3 separate regions of the Mus musculus genome follow, and regions 1 and 3 are each linked to region 2. The links are chromatin loops, found by intact Hi-C in ENCODE. Cell type or tissue: heart. All regions are shown on one strand.

Region 1 (8,000 bases), 63 kb after region 2:
GTGACTGGCTTGGTTTCCTCTCACTTCACTTCTGAAATCTTTATAACCCTGCTGTAGCTTCTTGTATTCATTTGGTAAACTGTGGGTGTGCACGTGCATGTGCCCACACACACACACACACACACACACACACACACACACACAAGTGCTGTGTGATATTAGAGTTAATATGAACCTGCATTCCTCTTGGTCATATTACCAAGGCTTATGGGGTAATATGGCAAATTGCTGCCCTTGAAACTACTATATCTTGTAGATATATTGATATTCAATAATTTCCAACATTGTGGAAAGACATTGACATATTAGCCTATCGTTCTCACATAGTACAGTGATGAAAATCCCCTTTCCTTTTTCTACGGATACTTTCATAGATGCTGTAAAAGAAATGGCAGGTACTATATAGAATGAATATTTGTGGACCTGTGATCGTAACTTCCCCCATAGACATTTACTTAGCACCCTATGCTACTGGGGGCTACAAGCAACATAGGCCATGTAAAGGACACATGTTAACTAAGGGACTGAACCTTTCACTCTTCCCTGCCACCCACACGATTCAGATAGCTTGAATGTAAATGAATACCATGCACTTATCATTAACTACAAGGTGTGGGACCTCGACATTCTCTATGAAACTTGTAAAAGGACACCAACTGCCTTGTGAGTCTGATCTCTTTTCAAATGCCCCACCATAGATTCTGTATATGGTCAATAAGTTTCTGGGACCCCACAATCTGAGACCTTAAAATAACACCGAGTAGGGATATAGACAAGATAGTAGAGAGGAAGTGACAAGTGACACTACGGGATAGTAAGGGCACTACAGTGTCAAAGGTAATGCCAGAAACAGAGTTGACCAACTGCCCTTGGGGCGGGGGGGGGGGACCCAGCTTTTATGATTTCTTAGGGTATTTTATTTGCTGCTCTTAACTTAGGCTACCATTTCCCATAACTCTATACTCATTAAGTCTTTCATTCCTCCAAATGTTTTTGAGCCCTATGGAAGATCTTTCATCATCCCTTACCAATCAATGTGGGACTTCAGGTGTCTTCTTAGGGTCTGCTTCCCTGAACTCCTCCTTGCTAGAATTGTTGGAGGGAATCGAGGTGAAATCTGAACAGCTTGGTTATTGAAAAGAAAAGAAGCTGATTGTCTGGGAGGGTGTTGAAAAGTCAGCAAGATCTGAAATAGGAGGGCGATCAAAGTGTCTTGGGAAGAGAGAAGGCAGACCTGTGCACACAGAAGCTAGTGGCTCTAGGGAGAAGACAACCACTCACTGTAATGGCAACAAAGGGCCTCTTTTGTCCATTCAGGCACAGGCCTCAAGGGGTGAACAGTCTTGGCCCTAGGAGTGGCCAGGGGTGACTCTAGGCTCAGGCTCTGGCTCCCAAAGGGACTTCAGAGAACTAGAATTAACATCAGACTTGAAGTGAGGACTCATGGTGTTAGAAGACAGGGTGGAGGTGGGGTAGGGGGTGGGAGGGAGGTGATGCTGAAGAAGACCCCCCTGCAGTCTCTGCATACAGTTAACAGTTGTAACAATGTCATCCCATGGAATCCCATTGTCTATTTTAATTCCAAAAGTCTTACTGTAAATTAGATTTTTTTAGGGCAAAAAAACCTGGGCTTTGGTAACCCCAACAAGCTAGGGTCAGCCACTCTTCTCAATATGCCAATGAAAGAGATAACTGCTCATGAGAAGCAGAGGAGGGAGATCGCTCAGTGTGGCCCCACTGGGAAAAGGAACAGGTAAAGGGATCTAATAATCCTACGTTTGTCTTCAGGCTACGGATAAAGACTTAGGTCTAAATAGAGGAAGAACTGGGGCAGTGGGCAAGAGGTTAAGTAGTCTGGTCAAGTTGTGCTCCTGCTCATTACGGTCTCAGCTCCTGCAGAGTTGTCTGCTAAATTGTGACTCACAGTCAGAGGAGACCAGGTTGGTTTCTACAAGATGATCTGCTCCAAGGTGAAGTTGCTCATTCCAGATAAATTGCTCACATCTTGGGAATGTTCTATCTTCTGGGCTCACTGGTACTTGGTGGTAGTCTCAGTCCCATGTTGCATCAAATATGCATCTCATTGTTTCTGGAATTCATGGTGACTCAAGAAGAAAGGGTAAAGACAATAACGTATGATTATTTGGTTTTTGTTTGTTTGTTTGTTTTGTTTTGTTTTTCTTTCTTTTCTTTTTTTTGCCTTGGGATGGGGTGGGCAGGGGCAGAATGAGTTAGGCTAAGTGAACACACACTGGGCCAGTGATGAACATGCCCACATAGAGGCAAGTAGGAGTCTAAGCCAAAGTAAAGAATGCAGACACAAAATGCAGGAAGAGATGCTAGGCCTGTATCAAGCTTTTATAGTCAGTCCTTGTGGGACCATGTGAGGAGCCTGTGTTCTCTAGAAAAGCCGCTTCTAACTATCTGTTATTACTACCAACTACACTCTTAGGTCAGTGGGACAGATGCATCCAACACATGGACCAATCACTAGATCGTCTATACCTGTTCTAGGAAGTGTTCTCAAGTGCAGACAGAGCATGATGATTCTCCTCACTTAAGTCTCAAGTTTGGGACCTGGGAAGATGGCTTGGTGGTTAAGAGCATTGGCTGCTCTTCCACAGGGTCCAGTTTCATTCTCAGCACTCAGATGGCTGCTCTCTGTAATGTACATAAGAATTTCTACAGGTTTTAAATCACCTCTAGATGATATATAATGCCCAACATGACAATAAGCATGTAGAAACCACTTTTACTAACAAGCAGGGACTCCTTACTTAGGTCCATGTAGCTAACAGCAGGATGAAAGTCTGTAAGATGTCTTCATTTCATGTCTGTCTCCTTTGCTTCATGTCATGTCTGTCACTCAAGTCATGTCTTCCTAACATATGTCTAATACCTTTTCTAGGCTGCAGGCACAGAGGTATATTATTGTCCTAAGCCTGGGGTCATCTTGAATTCTAAAAAAGAACAAAGCCTCTGAGAATAATTATTGATGATACACATCTACTCCCCAGATTAAAAGCAATCTCCTAGTAAAACCCAATTGGTTGATACTCTGAAGTGGGCTTCTTCAGACAACCACAAAGAGCAGGAACTAAGACAATGATCAACCAGTCTAGTCTCAGCCAGAACAGCATAGTGATGCAAACCTTCTGGGTTTTGCCTCAGTTCTGCCTCTATTGAAAGCTGAAGCTCATGTCAGTTCCCTTCAGTCAAACTGCAGGGTGGGGGTGAATGGGTTAATTAAATCTCCTCTGTCTGCTTTTTATCATCACTTTTTATTGTATTTGGATGGGAAGCTGAACCTAGCCTGTTGGAGCAGCTAGACATAGGGCTTCTGCCTGGAAGAGTTCCTGTTGCAATATGATATAAATATTAAATAAAGAGGGTTATACTATATGGTTTTAGGACTAATTGGAAAAATCTGCACTGTCCTGCACAGGTACAATTTCTTTCCCAAACATTTTCAATCAGTGGTTGGTTGAAACCTCAGATGAAGAACCAGTAGATATAGAGCCTTGACTTGATAAACATGGAGACTTGACTAGCTTCATGGGTAGAGTATAAGAGACTCTGAAAAGAAACATGATCACTAAGCACAAGTCAATTAGCTTCCCACTCACCTTCCAAAATGCTTTATCAAGTGTCTCCTAGCTACCCGATACAGTTTCTAAAGTTAGAATGGTTTGGGGAGGCATAGTGGTGTTCCAGAGACCTTGTTATGCTACTTTTAGTCAGTGACTAGGTAAATCACTGAATTTCTGTGGACCTTTTCCTTCATCTGTCATGAAGGTATGTTTCCTTTGAAGTTTTACTAGATTATGGTGCATTTCTGGCAGAGAAGACATATACCTACTGAAATTTATTATTTGGATCTGCAAATGAGACCAATTAGAGTTTATAACTTGGTGTTTGACTCTCACTGTTGTCTCATAGCTGTTTCCTACATGGGATTCTGGAAAGAGAGAGTGTATATCTGAAAGACATGGGATCCTCCCAATGATGGTGGTAGCATTGTCACGCATGGAGATGATAGTTTTAGTGGTCAGGTTTTCCTTCACGCTGCCTTGTACCTGGACACCAGGGATAGACATACCTTTAAAGTTTAGTCAGTTCTATGTGGTTAGGAAAGTCATGTCCCCACAAGAGTCAGTGGTGACTTATGCAAATTTCAAGTTGAGTCAGGAATAGAACCTAAGTGCCCTGGATTCCTGCCCCATACCTAATGATAACATCCCGCTATGTTCCCTGTATCTGGGCTTGGCCGTGTCTAGAGGCAAGAGGCCTTGGTGAGCTTACTTGGTTGCTCTGGTTTGAAGAACAGAGGGATGTTAGCCTTCCATGGGGAGGCTTCACAGGCTGAGTTCCTCAGAGGCCAGTGGTGAGTACAAGTTCCTCCCTGAGACCTCAGTGAGCACTGAGATTTGAGAAGGCTCTACAGGCTTGAGAAGAAAGAGACACTGAAGCACTGAAGGGGAGGGGCAGAGAGATTTATGAGTAGACCCTAAATGAGCTTACAGGCCTCATCATAGCACCAGGAACGTTGTGGGGTGAACTTTCTTCAAGTATTTAAGAGACATGAGTGCCAGAGCACTCAATGATTGAACCTGGGTGGAGGGGAGAAGAGGGGGAGTCTTACTCAAAACCATGGAGGCAGGGCCTTCTCCTCAGGACCCGTGTCTGTTTGGGCAAGGCCCAGGGCTTTAGGACCAATAGAATCTGAGATGCAGATCACATGGGCTAGAGAAATTGGCTCAGATCACTTTTCCTGTGAATTGGCAGGGACAAAAGGGAAATAAGAACAACATGAGTAGAAGACCTGTCCTTCTTGCTTATTTGATTCTTGCAATGTTATGGGGAGCAGTGCTAACCACCTCAGTGTTGATTTGTTACGTGTTCTTGAACCCCTCCTTTAACACCTCCGTGTTGATTAAGTGTGTCTACCACAATCCAGGTTAGCTTGTCTCAAACTCACATGGCACACACTGTCATTATGTTTTTTCATTGTCTAGCATCTTGAAAGGCCACTGTTACAGTCTGAACCTGCAATGTCCCACGGGTTAGACCCTTGCTTCCCATCTGGTGGCTCTCTCTTAGAAGATTATGGAAAACTCTTTGGAGGTTAGGTCTCTGGAGGAAAATGGTCTCAGGTGTGCCTTTGAAAGTTAGACACCAAGACTCTTTCTCATTCTTTGCTTCTTTCTTATCCATCACAGATGAACAGTTTCCTCTTCCACATGCCCCTGCTGCCCCCTATCCGATTAGCACATAGAACCATACTGCCTTAGACTGAATTAGCTGAATCCATAGGCAAAGAGAGATCCTTCCTCCTTTAATTTGTTTTGTGAGATATTTTGTGACAATTGTTAAAGCAATTGATGTTTATTGTACGCTTAATCATCTCGGTCACTCTATGCTGTTCTACAGTAGATAATTTTAACCTCTGTGTAAATCTATACACAGAATTTCTCACTTGGTGGTTCATGTGTGGCTGGCAGGCATGCCCCAAATTACATCCTAAAGAGTATCAGGGCCGAAGGGATATGCCCTGTTTCCTTTGCAGCTCCCAGGGTACATTGCAAGCCCTATGTGATCTCAACATTTGGGTTTAATTAAAAAAGCAAGAACATCAGAAGCAAAATGAAAAGCACATGACCAAACAAGCAAAAATGTGCGACATATGTGTAAAAGAATGGCATCCCGAGCACAGAAAAACAACGGATGTTGCAATAGAAATGGAGAAAAACAGTGAGTTCACAAAAGTTACATGTTTAGAAGACTCACAATGATCACAATTGTATGATAAAAATGAAGTACAATTAAGCTAGCAAAAAAAAAAGACAACTGGTTTAGTGAGCATAAAGGAAGATAAGCACCTCTAACCTTGTTGGCTTTAAATATGTATACATTTAAATATATATATGATATTTATATATTTGGGGATTTTATTCATGAGTGTTGTAGTCACATGATTTCCACCTCTTTCTCCCTCAAATCCCTCTTACATCACTCTCATGCCTTCTCCAAACAATGGCCTCTCCTTTAATTAGTATTTTCACAGTCAGCTCTCCTGCTGAGTCCATTGGTCAGAGGTGTCTTAGAGACTCCTCAAACAATATCGGCTATCACCCTAGGCCTTCATTGCCTCCCAGAATTTGAGTGTATGATTCTTTTGCTGAAGACATTACATACTTCAGGCATGGGGCTTCAGTGTTTGAGTTCAGATCCACAGCTAGTCAAAATGCAGAGAACAAGTGACCATAGGCAACCCAACCCCAATTGGTATATTCACAATGTAACCCCTACACCAAAGGGCCAGGGAACACTATGCAAAATGTGGTAGAAGTGGAAAGACTGTAAGAGGCAGTGGACTAGGGCACGTGCTGCTAGATAGTGTCTTCTAGACACGAGAGGGATGCTATACCATGACATTTCAACAATATGTTTGAGTGGACATGGCATGCACGATGATTGTGTCACTCCACATGCCAATGTAGATGGGGGAAATGACACAAGACACCACCTCTAAAGGGACCACTACAGGCAATCAATGACTGCCTAGGGAAGGAGAATAAGTTTTCTTCAGGGATGAACCTGCCAACAGTTATTCAATCTCAAGTGGTCAGCCTTAAATACAGGCAAAGATGACCTGCTGACTTTAAAAAAGACCATATAAAAAACTTTCCTTCCTTCCTTCCTTCCTTCCTTCCTTCCTTCCTTCCTTCCTTCCTTCCTTCCTTCCTTCCTTCCTTCCTCCCTCTGTCCCTCCCTCCCTCCGACCTCCCTCGGTCCCTTCCTTCTTCCCTCTGTCCCTTCCTCCCTTTCAGTATAGGGTTTCATGGATGCTATTCAAATGTTCTAACCATTAAATATATTTCCAGCTATGCCCATTTTCAAGGTTGTACTAAAAATGAAAAATTTCCCTTTGTGAATCATTTAACATAATATGCTGCTGCTAGCTGCTTCATACAGAATATCAACACTTATTTTATGACCATACATTTGTGTTATTCTGATTTTAGATTATTCCTTTAGGGTCAAATTTTATTAACATTTGTTATTTATTATATGTTATATGATCCATACTCAAATCATCCCCCACACTCAACATAGTATTAATAATAATAATTTCAAATTAACCTGGTTTCTGTAGGTCAGTAATTTAGGCAGGCCACACAGATAGCTTCATCCAGAACACTAGACTAGAGTCACCTAAAGACTAACTCTCAAAGCTAGCACTGAGGCTTGGTTGATCTGTTAGCTAGAGTTCCATTGGTATGGGCTTTCTTCCAATATGGAGAATGAAATCTAATGGTAAGGTGAGAAGGGTACTGTTGCTTTAACAAATTACCACAAGTATAGTGGCTTTAGTCTGGACCACTTACTCATACATTAATAATAATAATAATAAAATCCTAAAGAACTGGGTGGATCTGACAAAGCACAACTCATCTCGTAGGAGCTGGTTCCAAGTATGTCCTAACTTGGTGTCTCATGCCCTAGCCTGTCTCCACACAGACTTAATATTTCCAGAACTCTTTCTATGCCAGATCCTAACACTAGAATCACAGAGGCTTTCATCCTGACTTTCCACTGGGGTTTGTAAAAAATGCCTGGGTTGTATCTTTCCCAACATTGACACTGACCAGCACCCTAGGGCGTGCCAGATCAAATGGCCTGAGTTCCGTGGTGCTGTGGCACTATTGTTCTGTGTGTACTTACTGTCCTACTGTGGACCCCTCTAGGGCATAGTGACTTCCCATATTATCTACTACAATCATTCCTTGTTGTCTGCAGGCTGCAGACCCATGTATTTAACCAAGCACAGATCATTATCTTTATAGTTAGGCCTATGTTAGTTGACTGTTACTGATCATGGATATGTTTTTCTTGTGACCATTTTCTAAACAATATAGTTTGTTAAGGCTTGAAAAATATTGCTCATAGTATGTGTTGGCTATAAGCAAAAGCTCACCTTTTAGGTGAGGGAACTGAAC
Region 2 (8,000 bases):
GCCTGCCACTTTGAATGTCAAATTTCACCTAGTCACACGGCCTTCAACTCCACACTGAACTTGCAGTTGGAGGCAGATGGAGGAGGGTGGGGGAACCAAGGGCCCAGGACCCAGCACTCCTAGGATTTCCCTGGGGGCTCCCACCATTCTTCTGCTGTCATCCAGGGTGCCACAAATGAAGCAGACATTGTTGGCTCAAGTTTTTTTTTTTTTAATGCTGTGGGGAAAGCAAGCAAGATGAATCTGCCCTTGGGAACTTTCTAGATCTAGTACAAGAAAGATTCCTTGATTTACCATAAAGACCATAAATGTTGGGTTCAAATTTGAACTGAGAATCACCAAGGAGAAATCGAGGGCCTTATTTGAGGGGCAGCACTGGGGATGGAGCATAAACAAATGACACCAACCACTTCTAAAGTGATTGCAAACATAGAGACATTATCTACCTAAAGCAAGGCCAAGAAGGTCTTGATCCGTAAGCAGCCACTTAATGACAGCTCTTGGATCTCTGGTGTGTGCTCTGGGCCATGGCCCAGGTATAGCTCTGTGGCTCTCAGTGAGCACCTGTTGCTCGTTTTTGGGTCTGTTCTGTAGGTCACATTGGTACCCTGTCCTTCTTTCTGTCTGTTCCTGTTTCTACTGGAGTCCCATTCATTGGCCCATGAGGGTTCTTGAGTTCTTGCGTCATTATCTTTACAGTTAATATACACCTGTGAGAAGAGATGTGATCTTCTCTCCCCAGGAGATCATGGGATCTTAACTAAGGGACAATCTTTCTTCTCTGTTCCTTCCTGGTATCCAGTGCATGGTTCCCATCTGCAGTGATGCCTGATGACATCATGCAGAAGGTTAGACACGGTCACCTTTCTATTAGCAAGATTCTGTGACACGACACATTTGAGAAGAGCTGAGAGCTAAGTATACATTCATTTATTTCCCTGCAGCATCTTCAAGATTGCATATGGCCAACCCTCTACCCATATTTCCCAACATGATGTCAAGAGTTTGCAGAAATGCAAAGGTGAGGAGACCTCAGTGTCTCAGAAAGTGGCAGCAACTGCATTTCAGCCGTAGGGAGCTTGAGGTTCAAAGTATATATGTCCTTGTTGGGCAAATGTTGGCTTTAGAGAAAAGACTGGTGGCTCGGTGGCTTTGTTTGCCATTGATCTTTGCCTGGTATCCAAAAGTGGCTCTCTTGTGACCAAGAACAACAGACTGTAGCCCAGCAGGAACATCATTCATGAGCGTGTGCACGATGTCTGTAATCATGCAGAGAGGGGCAGAGGGCATGGGAAGGAATAAGATAGGGCTAAGACACCATCTGGATTGATGGTTGTGGAATTGTGGATGCTCTAAGAACATTGGGATTGAGCTGTGACAGTCTTCCATCCAATGAAAGCTTCCTAGAAAACCCTGTCACAGAAAGAAAAGCCAGGAGAGAGGTGGAGGGACTGTGGAATTTCCACTAGGTACATGGTCAGATCTGGGATTCTAGACCTCCTCCTTCTTGGCTTGACCTAAAGGAGAAACTCTAATCTCTCTCCCTCCCTCCCTCCCTCCCTCCTTCCCTCCCTCCCTCCCTCCCTCCCGCCCCCCTCTCTCCTTCCCTTTCTCTCCCTTTCCCTCTTCCTCCCCCTCCTCTCACCTCCCCCTCTCCTCCCCTTCCCTTTTCTCCCTTTCCCCCTCTCTCCCCTTCCTTCCCCACATCTTACCCACATCCATGATCTTACTCTGTCTCCTAACTTGCCTAAATCTCTATATACCCACGTTGGACTCAAACTCACCATCCTCCTCTCTTATCCCCAGTCCCTGAGTGCTGGTATTATAGGAGTGAGCACCATGCTGGGTACTGATATCTTACAATTAGAAAAGGGCTTCAAATGGATGGGCGCTGACATTTAGCTTGGGTCTGAATCTCCCTCCTTTTTTTTTCTGAAATTATGCAGCCTGAAGTTGATATTCTTCCTTTAGGCCCCTGCACCTCTGTTCTCCTGTAGTCAAAAAGTTTGACCATGCTTGGATCAGACAGAAGGCTTGGAGGACTCTGGGAGTGTTAAGTGTGCTGTGTACTCAATAGTCGCCTAGGGGTGGAAGAAGCAGATACCCTGAGAGGGGCTGTTGTGTATAGCAGAATGGTGTGTGAGGTATGGCTGTGTGGGTGTCTGTGTGGGGTCTGGGTGGGAAGGAGGCCACAGATGGGGTGTGCACATCCTGTGTGTGGTCCTTCTGGCCTTGAAGCCCCCAGGAGGCTCTGGTTTGGAGTCACTGGGCGTTGGAGGCTCTTGGGTTGCTTCCAGCAAGGCTGGTTGGTGTTGAAGGGACCGTCTGATGGCTGTGGGAAGGGCACCAGTCTGCCTGGTCTCTGAGGTGACTGATTTCCTCTGTGTCTCTGGGAGTGGACAGTAGTGTCACAAATTGCATGGGAAAAAGGGCTGCCTGGGGCGGGGCCCAGGCCAGCAGGGGTGTAGACGGGAGGGGCTAGAGAGGGAGGTGGATGCCCGAGTCTTTGGGGAATAAGGAGAAAAGGATTTGAAAGCCAGGATAAAGCATTTCCCGAGCACTTGGCTCTCTTCATCTATTAAAATTAAAGCCAGGCCTCTCCTGGAACGTTCCATTTGAGATTCTTCTGGGAAATTCAAAAGACTGGGGAGGAGTGGGGGGGTGAGTTGGGCTTTTCTGCCTCAGTTGATAGTATCCATGCTGGACGGGGCAGCACAGCAGTTTGGTATTTGTTTTAGTTTTGAGCACTCACTGAGTTCTAGGCCTTGACTTAAGGGATATGTAAAATAGTCATAGCCCGACGGAGAATGCATATAAATAAACAGATGGTGATGTGATAACTAATGCTTGAGAATGTCAATTGTAAATATGCATGCAAGGTTGATATATTTGGAGAGGTGTGTGTGTGTGTGTGTGTGTGTGTGTGTGTGTGTGTGTTGTTACTGGGATTTTCACAAAGACAGATCTAGGTCTACCTATTGATCTATCACCTAGATATAAAAATGGCTATTTCCCTACACAGACCAACTCATACATTATTAACTGGGATGGACTCTGAGAAGTACATCGTTAAGCAATTGTGCTGTGATCTGAGTACCACAAATGCCTAAGAGATATAGACTCATTACTCCACGAGGCCTCAAGGCCATCAAAAGACACAACAAACACGAGACGTATGAGGCTGCTGTTGTCATGCTATACTCTGTTTTCAGTAAACTTAAATTAGTTTTTACAAAATGGAGTACACCCTAAAGCAACAGTTGAAAGCACAATCTACACACAAACAAACAAGCGATAGAACTGTATTCTCCGGGACCTACACACTAGCAATACCGTTGGTTTGTTTACACTAACATCACCACATATATGTGAGTAATTGGTTTCCATATGAGATCACAATGGCTACAATGTTACTAGGCAATGGAGAAGCTTGTGCAGACTTCTAGGATCACCACTGCACATGTTGTTTGCCATGGAATGAGACCTTAATTGTAGTGCATGACTCTCGCCTGCAAGCACTTTGTACTGTGGGTGAACTTGAAGCACTTTGCCACTCTCCCTTACCAGATTAAATATTCCTTGCAGGAACTCCTGCAAGCAAGTGGTATGACTGGAACTCAGGCAGGCTTCCTTAATGGTTTTCTCTTACTAAATCTATCCATAGAGGTGAATCCAAGGTACCAGAGGAGATTAGCGATAAGGGCATTTAACTTTGCTCCTGGGATCCAAGAGAGCCTTCCCAGAGGAGGAATCAGGTTGCAAAGACTAGAGCTCCCAGGTTGGACTGCATCTGTGTGTGGGTGTGCTGGGATGCAGGTGTTCCGAAGGAGGCTTCAGAACTGTCCGTGGCAAGAGTGTGAGAGAGAGAAGGCACCTCATTTTTGGCCAGTCAAGAGCAGGTCAGTGCAGCCCAAGCTCTCTCATCTCACACCAAGGAAGGCAGGGTCAAGGTCCCAAACATGTGCACGGCTCCTATCAGCTGACTGTATTCCAGGCTCCAGTCTCTCCTCATGATGACAGCAGTGCAGATGTAGCCAGCACCGGGAGGGAGGGAGGGAGGGAGTCAGTCCACCAGGGAGAGGGAGGGGGGTTGGAACCAGTCTATTTCCCAGCAGTGATACCACCCCAGCCATCAGCTCCTTGCCAGCAGGGTCAGCACAGGCATGGTGAGACGGAGGTGGAGGAGCTGTCTGCGCTGTTGCTCAACCTCGGCACGTGGAGTCCGATGGCCTGGGTCAGCTGCTATCTGGGTCTTGTTTAACATCCCTCCTCCTGTGAGCCCTGCTAACTGGCCCATCTGTCCAGCTGATGAGAAGGCTTGCAGGCAAGGAATGCTGTTCTCCCAGGTCTAGCCATCTTTCTGTAGCCAAACAGATGCGCAGAACAAATAAACAGGCCAGCAAGTCGTAGATGGGTTGTGTTAGGCTTAGTTGAGACATGCTGTCCTTTTTGAAAGCTGTTGATGTGTTTAAAAGAGACCAACATCTGGGGCCAGACCATATCTGGCTGTATATTGAGGCCAAGACTCTTAGCCCATCCACAGTGACATTGTCTAAATGTTGTACTTTTCGAAGAGTACCAAGATTGTAACCCACCATAGAGTTAATTGAGTCCTTCCTCCTGGATTTTGGACTGTTACATGTGAGTTCTTTTTCTGCCTCAGGATTCCTAACTGTGCAGGTTAGACTAGGTGATAGAAGTCCCTTCAGGAACTGCAAGCTGCGTTTTCCCTGAGTCTAGATTTTGTTTATTGCATCTGTCCCATGTTTTTTTTTTTTTTTTTTTTTTTAGCAGGGGCAAGCTTTTGTATATAGTCCCAGAGATTTGTGCTGTTGGGAGGACCTAGAGGACAGTTCTACAAAACAGAAGTTTACCATTTTGGGGTGGGGAAGGATCCAGGCTCAGCAATGGAACAGACCTGGGTTTGGGAACACTACCTGTCTTTGGCAGGTCCTTAGATGAGCTCTTTAACATATTTGGTCTTGGTCTTCCCTTTGGTAGAATGAGAATAGCAAGCCCAACAGCTCTTGGGATTTTGTGATGATTCCCAGGACAATTCAAGCCCCCCCCCAAACTTCTCATTTCTTCCCTAGCCTGACCTCAAGTCTCTTCTTGCAGGGAAACCACACTCAGCTTGCCTGGCCCTTTCCTGCTCTTTCCTCTGAAGCTTCCTCTTTCCCAGCCAACTTGACCATTCACCCAGCTTGCTAAGCATCTCTTATAAATGCAGGCACTTGGAGCATCTCTACGTCTCCCCCAAATCTACAGACAAAGGCTCGAAGAGCTTGGCTGAACCCCCTCCCTCCTCATTCCATGCTCAGCTTTGCAGAATGGCTGGCTTGCAACTGGTTCTGTAAATGTTACAACCACCTCCTGTCTGAGCCTTAGTGCTTCTGCTTAGGGCTGAAATGCTATGTGGAAGCCACTGGTTGTCCATGCTCAGACCACACACACCTTCCTGGAGCTGCCAAGGAGGAAGGGAAGAGAAACTGTGTGCACCATTTGTTTCTGACTTGAGACTCCTAGCATTCAGCATATCTGGGGTTTCTCCCTCCACTTAAACACTTGAATGCTGAGCAGCTCCAGTGGCAATTGCTCACACATCCCTTGACTTGCCAGCTTGGCTATCCTAGAGATTTTGCTACTCAAAAGTGGCCACCTTTTGCCTCCCAGCAGTTCCAAGGCCTGAGGACTCAGAACTTTTCTTGATTACTTTTAGAGACACCATCTTAGTTTCTTCTGTTTTTGTTTGTTTGTTTGTTTGTTTGTTTGTTTGTTTTTTAAATCTTTTGGTGGGGAGGGGAGTACAGGCTCTGTGCATCCCAGGTTGGCACTGAAGTCGCTATATGAGAGAAGAACTTCTAACCTTCCTTCTGCTACCTCCCGAGTGCTGGGATTACCAGCATACATCGTTACACCCAGTGTATTTGGTATTGGGGATGGAACCCCAGGCTTCACCCGTGCTAGCCAAGCATTCTTCCAGCTAAGCCATGCCTCCAGCTCATTATCTATAGAGCCATAATTTCTCTTAATCAATCCCTTCCTGACAATTGGCCATCATTTCTATGCATAAAAATAGCCACAAATGCCTGTCATCAACGTTACTTCCTCTGAGCAAGTTCTGTCATTCTCTTCTTAGCCTGTGTATTGTGCACAGAGGCTGTGAATTAGTTCGGGAAAAGGGGGCCACATGGTGTGACCTTCTCAACTTTTCCTCCTTTAGAAAATCACTTGTCATATCCTTTCAATGATCAGGGCTCAAGTTTAAATATTCAATGATATTGTGGTGATTTGAATATGTTTGGCCCAGGGAATGGCACTATTGGGAGGTGTGGCTTTGTTGGAGGAAGTGAGTCACTGTGGAGGTGGACTGAGAGACCCTCCTCTTAGCCACGTGGGAGCCAGTCTTCTCTTGCTTCCTCCAGCACCATGTCTGCCTAGACACTGCCATGCATCCCGCAATGATGATAATGGACTGAACCTCTGAACCTGTAAGCCAGACCCAATTAAATGTTGTCCTTTATAAGAGTTGCCTTGGTCATGGTATCTCATTGCAGCAATGGAAACTAAGGCACACATCAAGACCACCCTTTTCATTTGGATTTAAAAAATAGTTATATTGCTAGGAGTGGTTGTACATGCTTATAATTTTAGCTCTTAGGAGGCCAAGGTAAGAGGATTAATATCATGAGTTTGAGGCCAACCTTGATCCCATACTGAGTTTTAGACCATCCAGGGCTATCTGAGAGATGGTGCCTTAAAATAAAACAAATTGGTTTTGTTGAAGAAAAAAATGATTTCTACAAACTGCACTTCATTTTGTCATGTGTATGTATGTGCAAGTTCATGTGCATTTAGAGGATAGAGGACAACTTTAGGTGTCATTTTCAGATGCCAGTTACCTGTTTGTTTGTTTGTTCATGTATCATTCATTTATTCATTCATAAGTTCATTCATTCATTCATTCATTCGTGAGACAAAGTCTCTTATTGCCTGTATTTTTACAAGTAGGTTAATTCGCCTGACCAAGCAAGTAAAGGGATCCCTGTATGTGTTTCCTCAAGCACACACCGCTAAATCCAGCTTTAACAGAAGAAACAACGAACAAACAGATAAACTAGGGTTCTGGTGACTGAAGTCAGGTTCTCATGCTTGTGACCCTCGTCTTCTCCCAAGACCCCCTTTTTCTTTTTCTTTTTTTTTTTTTTTTGTGGTAAGGACACTTTGCAGAAGATTCTAACAGAATTCTAAGTACATACTTCAGTATTATGACTGTTCAGTACAGCGCTACAGAGCATATTGCTGTCGGGGTTATTGCCCACTGGGCAAAAGTTTTTCATTTTGCTTTCCCCTTGTCCTTGGCAAGTGCCACTCTTTCTTTGCTTCTAGAAATTTGACTGTTTCAGATAGCATGTACAAATGTATATGAATATACATATATATGTATATATGCTATATGTAGCTGTAGTATAAATGGAATCATGGAGCACTTGTCTTTCTGGGACTAGCTTATTTGACTTAACATAACATAATATCCTCCAGGTTCATTTTTCTACTGAAAGCTGGTAGGATTTCCTTCTCCATTTTTATCTATCTATCTATCTATCTATCTATCTATCTATCTATCTATCTATCTATCTATCTATCTATCTGTCTGTCTTCTATGGAGGGTCATAGGTAGCCTAGGCTGGTCCCTGTCTCTCTATGTAGTCAAGAATGACCTTGAATTCTGATTCTCCTGCTATCACTTCCCCAGTGCTGGGGTTACAGACAGGAGTCACTCTGTCCAGTCTTAGGAGTTCTTTCTTTCTAAAGGCAAGATGACCTCCCTCCATTTCCTTCTGCATCTATCTATTATTAGATACCCTGATTCTGTGCTGCATGCACTGGACAGATTTGCCTATAATTTTTTTTCTTGAAGAGCCAGAGGAGATGATTCTGGAATATGTGTGGAGATGTATTTTGGACCTCTTTGGCATTCAAAAAGTACCAGCATTGAA
Region 3 (8,000 bases), 53 kb before region 2:
CATGGCCTGCAGCTTGGCACCCTCAGGTGATCCTGGGAGCTCTGAGCTGTCCCTGAACAAGGCAGGGGTCTGGTGGTGCCTCTGCCTTCTTTCTTTTTGACTGATGTGGATCTAAGAGTAAAACTGTTCAGGGGTTACTAGAAGCCAAAGGGACAATGAGATTGGGTTCATTTGGGTGCAACTTCCCTGTTTGCTCATCTTCCATCTTGGTCCTCCTTGAAAGACCAGCATTTTGCAACCTGGATGGTTAAGGCATTAGACCAGCTGGGGAAGCCTTGATGTGGCCCCTGATGCTTCGAAGGCAGCCAGAGAAACTACAGGGACCACTTGTTGATCAAGAGAGAGCAAATATGACGAACAGATGCTTGCCACGTCAAAGGGGAGATGATTTGGTGGCTGAAGCAGAGAACACAAAAGCTCTAGAGGGTTCTGCTCTCAGTAGGGTTAGGATGAGTAGGTATGGAGCTGTGGGGTCTGGCCTGGAAGAATGTCATCCTGGGATAGCGAAAAGGAGTTCTGACACTTTGGTCATCTAGAAAGGAACATGTAAGAGAGGCTGATGATGAAGATCATGCACTGCCCTAGGGACCTTCCAAAGTGACCATAGCCCTGTACCCACTGAGGGGAAGTGGTTGTGCCTGGGAGGGTGAGGTGCTGAGAACCCACATGCTGGCAAGTCAGCCTTCTACTCTGGCAGCTCCTGCTGTCTCCTGTGGGCATGCTACATTATGTCTCCCGGCCTTCAGTTCTCTGGTAGGTAAACGGGCTTCATTGTTTGCTACCTCAGATCATGCTCTCTAGGACAGAAGTAACCTGGTGCTCTCACCCGTCTCAGCAGGATGTGCTCAGCCACGGAAATAAGTCTGTGCGTGGCTTTCCTGATCCCATAGCCTGGCTATCAGCTGGGGCTCTAAATACAAAGACAGAGTCGGGTAGGGTATCTTCTTCCTCAGGTTCCTTGGGATCATGTTTTAGAAACACTTAAGAATCAGTACCCTGACCTTGGGACACTGGAGACCCATCTGTCATTCTTGTAGACATGGCAGTCAAAAAGAAATCCAGGTGTTTCTTATAGCAGGGTAATTCTTGAAGACTTGGAAGCTCCAATGTATATAGGACATCTCCAAAGACTCGGCAGTACATCCAGGACCTCAGCGGAGGACTAGATGGAGACAAGACCAAAACCCTTGTCTTCACTGTGGAGGAGGGGGGTCTTTGTCAGTCCTTTTACATGTTCCCTAGTAGTCAGAATCCACAGACCAGCTTAGCCCCTAGAGCAGTGGTTCTCAGCCTCCTAATGCTGCAACCTATAATATGGTTCCTCATGTTGTGGTGACCCCCAACCATAAAAGTATTTTCATTGCTACTTCATAACTAATTTTTCTACCGTTGTGAATCATACTGTAAATTTCTATGTTTTCCAATGGTCTTAAGCAACCCCTATGAAAGGGTAGATTGACCTCCAAAGGTACCGCTACCCACAGGCTGAGAACGACTACTCTAGACTGTTATTCTAACCCTGGTCTGTCTCTGGGCTGTAGACCTAGAACAGAACTCCTACAGTGGGTGAAGGGCATGCGACCCTCTGAGACTAGGATGCCATCACTGGCGAAGGACATCGTACTTCGGATTTATAGCGACAAAATGAGTACGTCAGAGTTGTAGTGACAAAAGGTCCCCAGGGCCTGAGGCTGAAGGGGAGCCTTGCTTGCTGATGAGAACATGGTGCCCTGTGCTTGGGGCATTCTGTCCCTGTGAAGAGAGGCACTGCTGGGCTGAGTGGAAAGGGTCGAGGTACAGGCAGGTGGGCAGTGAGGTGCTCTCACTAAGGTGACTGGCCTCTAACAGCATTGCTGTCAGCTGTTTTACAAGTCATTTCAAGGAGGGATGGCCACTCTTGTTCCTGACTCATGCCAGGTATCCACACTCTTTTTCCTGTCACAATAGTTTTTATTTTTGTTTTAAAATTTCTTCTTTTGAAAAGAACTATGACGAAGACAACTTGGGAAGTTTGTCTTGCTTTTGAACATTTTCTGTCAACCCGTGCTGAGCAGAGGTGAGGTGGAGGCACAGGTTTCTAATGATGGAATAAAAAGTCAAAGTGATGTCTCACACTTATGGAGAAGGACGTTCTGGGGGCTCCAGGAGTATCTTCATTGGGTTATGGACCAGTAAGACTTTGGGTTAGGGATCCCCTAGTCTCTTCTGCCTATTGTGTGCACTGATTGGAGGGTTTAGACCAATCCCTCCTCTTATGGAGCTCATCATGTTAGGGAGGAGGCTGGAAGGAGCCCAGCGTGGAAGTCGGCTCCTGGAGACTCTAGATACTGTTGCTAGAGCCTCTTCCCCTTTGGGCTTGCTTCTTTTGCATTTCGTGTACTGCAGAAGGATGAGAGGGTCTGGCGACTGGCTGAGTGTGTATACTGTGTATACATGGGAGCTGGCTGCTGAGGTGACAGCGACCTCCTCCTAATAAAGTAGGATATATTTAAAACTTGCATCTTGTGTCTGTCTCTGTATCTCATCCATGGGCACATTCTTCATGCTGTGGTGGGGTGTCGGGGACAACAGGGTCAATGGTAGCGTCATCCCACTGCATGAAATCTCAGATGATGAGGAGGTAGAGCCTAGGCCAAAAAGCAAAGGGGCAGTGTCCTGGAAATCTGCATGGGTGAAGAAGAAAGCCAACCAGTGCTAACGAAGAGACCCTGGTCCCAGTGTTTGTGAGTGGTGGATAGTATAACAAGTCATGAGTCTTACAGAAGAGGAGTTCAGGTCCAGGCTGGGGTCTTAGAGAGGACCTCTTGGTCTGTATTTGGTGGGTGGGGGATGAGTCACGAGGACAGGCCAGCATAGTCCACTATAGAGGACTTTCTGCTACTCACCTTAGGGAAAACCTTGTTTCCTAAGGAAAAGATTCATTGTATTGGCAGAATATCTACCTTTTCCTAGTTCCATGTTGGGTTGACAATTTCAGCAAATATGCAGGCCTTGGCTAGGTCTCAAACAACAAACAAACAAACAAACAAACAAACAATCCCCCCAAAACATTCAGAAACCTGAGGTCCTTTCTTAGGACCTCATTTTCTATGTAGAAAGTGAGAAGCATCGTTTGAATCATCCTTGATGGGGCCCTGAAATCCAGCGGTCTTTTGGCCTGTAGGCACAGCTGTAGTTGAGACATTGGTGACTATCTTATTTTAGTTTGGAATCACAAGTAGATGGTGTGATGGCTATTCCTGGTTGTCAACTTGACTACATCTGGAATGAGCTACAATCCAGAAATGGGAGGCATACCTGTGATCCAGAACTTGAGGTTGGAAGACACAGACTTTTCACCTGGATCTCGACATGGGATGACACACACTTTTAATCCAGATCTTGAGGCATAGTGGCTATGAAAAGTTCAGGCTCAGCCAAGGTTGTACATGCCGTTGGTCCCAGGAGACTGAGGCAAGCAGGTATAAGTTCAAGGCCAACCTGGGACAAAGCAAATTCCAAATCCAGGGTGGTGGTATATACCTTTAATCTGGGCCACACCTTCTGCTGGAGGCGTACATAAGGACAATGGAAGAAGGAAGGCTCACTTTTTTTTTCTTTTTTTTTTTTTTGCTTGCTTGTACTTACTTGCCAGCACATCTGTTGGAACCTACCTCTTCAGGTTTCTAGCTTATACAGAAGACCAGCTGAAACAACTGGCCTTGTGGGACTGAGCAACTGCTAGATCCTTGGACTTCCCATTCACAGCTTCCCATTGTTGGGTTAGTTGGACTGCAGACTATAAGTCATTACAATAAATTCCCTTAATATACAGACATTCCTTGCGTTCTGTGACTCTAGAGAACTCTGACTATTAAAATGGCTTTGTCTCTTTGACTTTCTGGCTGAGCAAGGCCATGGGGACTAATTTCTCTGTAAGCTGGACAGCCCCTTCTGGACAACTGATGAGGAGGACAGACAGGAGATTTGCACAAAGCTTCAGCACTTAGGGGTTCTGGGAAAGGGCAGAAGAACCTACAAGACTCTATGGGCTACCAGGGGCCTGGGAAGGACATTGAGGGGTTTGGGTCAATGCCTAAGCTTAATTGATTCCTGTAATAACTTCATACTGTGATAACTTTATAATATTACCCATGACATGGTTATCTTCTTGGGGGTAGTTTTTGTTTGCCCTCTGGTTTCCATTGCAGCAATTGCTAGTAGGACTTATCTAAGGTAAAGTTCATGTGAACTGGTTTTGGGGGTGGGGTGGGGTGTCAGCAATGGAGGAAACAGAAGAGGTTTGGTTCTGCTGTGCAACCAGGCCTGGAGTCTCAGGAGAACGGCCAAGGTAACATCGAGTCAAGTGGCCATGTAAGCTGCCTTCAGGAATGGACAAGCCTGCTGTGTGTTTTTCTAAGCTTTCTAGTGAAGGAAGGAGCAGTGTCCTAACTTTTCTGGCTTTTAATGAAGGGTAAGAACAGTTTGCTTTGTGATGCTTCTGTAGGAAGAAAGTACATCTTTATCCTAGTGAGGAGGGGTGTGTGTGTGTGTGTGTGTGTGTGTGTGTGCGCGCTTGTGTGTGTGTAGAAGCTGGGATAGTTTTGCAGAAGAGTTTTGACTCTCTGAGCTAAGCTCTGCATGCATGCCTAGTGAGTCCTGGCAGGCCTCCAGCAGGCTGAGCTGGCAGAGCCAAGGGCATCGTGCATGACCCTAGAGTCTTTCCATTGATCCTTGGCTTGTACCCAGCCCTCCCTGGGTGAGTCAGCCTTCAAGCTGCAATCCTGGCAACAAACCCCTTTGGGCCTGTCAGATGCCACCGTGTCACCTCCCAAGCCACATAGCTCTGAGGAGGTTATAATGAAATGTTCACGGATCCCAAGCAGGATAGGCTGCTAAGCTGAGCCCTGCATAGAGCAAACTCATTTCTCACCCTGTCTGCCCACCCCAGGCCCTGGGTGATTTGCCCCACCCAGATCTTCCTCTGGAGCCTTAGTGGGAAGCCCTTTCATTGTCTTGTTCTGGGCTATGGTCAGTAATGCAGATCAAGTTCTAAGAATGGACAGAAATGTGGTAAAGAAGATAGGAGGCATTCCCAAAGGAAGAATCAGAACAGTTTGCCTCCATCCTAAAAAGAGCTGTTTGGGAAGAAAGGAAAAAATGAGAAGGAGACGGTCAGATACGGGAATCTAAAAACACAAAACAAACAAAACAACAAACAAAAACAACGAAAAATTGTACTTTGGGAAACATGGACTGAAGATAGTCCCGGTGAACAGTGGGGGCCTGGTGATATCAGAGATATATCTTAAATCCTGTTTTTGCTTCCCTGTCCCCTTCCCACCCTGCTACAGCCCATACAAAACTATAGGGCCTTGGACCCTCAGTCCTTGACTCTGACCAATTATTTTGATGAACCAGGGCCCTGAATCTGTAGTCACCACAGGAAGACCTTTCTCACAGAGAGTCAGCAAACATGGCAGGTTTGCTGATGAAAGGGCAGCCTTTGGGTGTCCCAGAGAAGTGTGGTCAGGGTACTAATCTCTTGGAGTGCCCTCTTTTGGTGAGGTGTGCCAGGTGGGCAGGGGTGGGGGTGGACTGGGGCGTCGGAGGGGCTTCCTTCCAGCTGCCCATCAGTGTTCTTTAGTTGTCTGTCTCTTAAAGAGGCAGGGAGTCATTTATGCAACCCATTGCCTTGCCCTGAAGAGTTTCTTATAGGGAGCATGTTCCTGAGACCAGCCTCTGTGGTTCCCGAAGCGCCCATCAACACACCCTGGACTTGCCCAGGATTCCTGTAATGTCCCCTCCTAGGAAACCTATTCTCTTAATTGCTTTCTTGGCATGACTCCCAGTGGTGCTGCTGCTGCCATTTCAGGGTTGGGATTTGGCACATGGAAACCTCTTTGCCACCAAATGAACCTTGACTCAGAGAAGTTCAGAAACCTGGGATAGTCTGAGCGACTGTGAGTGACAAAGGATGAGAAAAGTGTAAGAAGTAAATCAAACTCTGGGCACAGAGTCCCTTATTTCTCCAGAAACATCTAGAACCATTGCCACCTTCCTTGAGATATACAGAAGGTACAAAGAATAATAAACTAAAACCTAGGTACCAACCACACAGTACAAAATATAAAAAACACTATTGGGTGTGTTGTGTGCCCCCGTAATCCTACCAATCAGGAGGCTGGGGTAGGAAGATTATGAACTCGATGCTAGCCAGCATTACATAGTGAGATCCTGTCTCAAAAAAAAGTTCATAATTCAACAACTCCGTCAATCAGTTAGTCAGGAAGTAGTTAAAACCTCCACAGATGCCTCGATGTGTGCCCTTCTCCTGTCACAGGCAAGTGTTAGCTCCATTTTGGTGTTTATCCCTTCCTGGTGCAGGTATGTATTCCTAAGCAGTGGGTATCCTGCCTTGCACACTTCAAGCCTGCGGATAGACAGGGTAGCATGTTACATGCTATTCCTTCCAAATCACTTTCTTTTCTTTCCGTGTTTGTGAGAGCCATTTGTGTGGACACAGTTGAGTGGAGTGCAGTGTCCCTATGGTCTGATATATTTTCTCAGTGTGTGAATATGAATGCGGATGTGTAGGTTGTCTCGAGTAGTTCACTGCATAATTCTGTTGTGAACATTCTTGTACATGCTCTCCAGTGTACAGACCCTGTGAGTTTTGTAGAAATGGTGTTTCTGGACCATGGACTATGTGTACCTTCAACTATTGCTAGCTATTTCTAAATAAGGCTATTTCTTTAAAAGGCTAAAATAATTAAAAAAAAAGCATATCAACATATTCACCTTCTCCTTCAAACCCACCTTCTCCTGTCATCCAGGCTTCCAGGACATATACAACACACTCAATTTAAGAGTGGGGTGAGGAGAGAGTTGAATAAGGAACATTTTAGGGTGCCTAGGTGAATAGTTTGCTTAGTCAGTAAAATGCAAATTGTAAAAACATGAAGAACTGACTCTAATCTTCAAAACCTACATTTATTTTTAAAAATATAGGCTTGGTAGCACATGCTTGCAACCCCAGAGCTGGGGTGGCAGAGATAGGCAGGTCCCTGGGGTTCTCTGGCCAGCCAGAGAGTTTCTAGATACTGAGAGACCGTGTCTCAACAAAACAAAACAAAAACCAAGTAAACAACCAAAAATTCCAGGGTGATGTCTCTTGAGAAATGGCACCCGAGGTTGACCTCTGGCTTCTCCATACACATGCACACATATGTGCACCAACACAAACATATACTGACATACATATGTACACAGACACACAGACACACAGACAGAAACACACAGACACAGTGTGTGTGTGTGTGTGTGTGTGTGTGTGTGTGTGTGTGTGTGTGTGTGTGTGTGAGAGAGAGAGAGAGAGAGAGAGAGAGAGAGAGAGAGAACAACTGGCAGAAATGCAGGCAGGAGATAAGAACCCCCGCGAGCTATCTCATGATAGCAGTCTAGGTTGGTAAGTGAGTAAGCAGTAGCCCTGGAGGTGAAGGGATAGATGCTATGAACAGGCATTATGACCAAAGCAACTCATGTAAGGACAACATTTAATAGGGGCTGCCTTACAGGTTCAGAGGTTCAGTCCATCATCATCAAGGTGGGAGCATGGCAGCATTCAGGCAAGCATGGTCCAGGAGGAGCTGAGAGTTCTACATCTTTATCTGAAGACTGCTAGGAGAAGAGTAGCTTCCAGGTAGCTAGGATGAGGGTCTTAAAGCCTATGTCCTCAGTGACACACCTACTCCAAGAATGCCATGCCTACTCTAACAAGGCCACCTCTAATGGTGCCACTCCCTAGACCAAGCATGTACAAACCATCATAGTTAGAGATGTCTCTTTGATAGGGCTTCCAGACCGGAGCTGTGTTAGTCCTTTTTACACTATTATAACAAAATATTGGAGCATGGACAACTTATGAAGAAAACAAGATTATTTTGTTTGTAGTTTTGGAGGCTGAGATTGAAAGAGCCTGTATTGGCTTTGGTGATAGTCCCCCTGGCTACATTACATCA

Evidence for each region. Peaks named below come from ENCODE experiments on the same cell type or tissue, not always from the same donor. Only the 100,000 strongest peaks of a DNase experiment are listed, where the experiment ranks them.
Region 1: a loop joins it to region 2, with 2.5 times the contacts of the local background. A loop is called at or near these places in 6 of 42 quality-filtered maps.
Region 3: a loop joins it to region 2, with 2.3 times the contacts of the local background. A loop is called at or near these places in 3 of 42 quality-filtered maps.

Annotation. Positions count from the first base shown.
Region 1 is chr9:30,777,694-30,785,693 of GRCm38, reverse strand. Gm31013 (a long non-coding RNA gene) reads left to right here and starts at 3,739. Exons shown (of 2, transcript XR_870607.1): 1 at 3,739-3,795. In heart, no CTCF peak of the experiment used is centred here; a DNase peak (open chromatin) is centred at 4,233; H3K27ac peaks cover 412 bases.
Region 2 is chr9:30,840,476-30,848,475 of GRCm38, reverse strand. No RefSeq gene overlaps it. Among named protein-coding and RNA genes, the nearest start is that of Gm31140, 35 kb to the left of the region's middle. In heart, a CTCF peak has its summit at 4,111; DNase peaks (open chromatin) are centred at 25, 2,385 and 4,215; H3K27ac peaks cover 2,195 bases.
Region 3 is chr9:30,893,653-30,901,652 of GRCm38, reverse strand. Adamts15 (a disintegrin-like and metallopeptidase (reprolysin type) with thrombospondin type 1 motif, 15) reads left to right here. Exons shown (of 8, transcript NM_001024139.1): 8 at 1-2,498. Among named protein-coding and RNA genes, the nearest start is that of Gm31140, 18 kb to the right of the region's middle. In heart, no CTCF peak of the experiment used is centred here; DNase peaks (open chromatin) are centred at 4,742 and 5,822.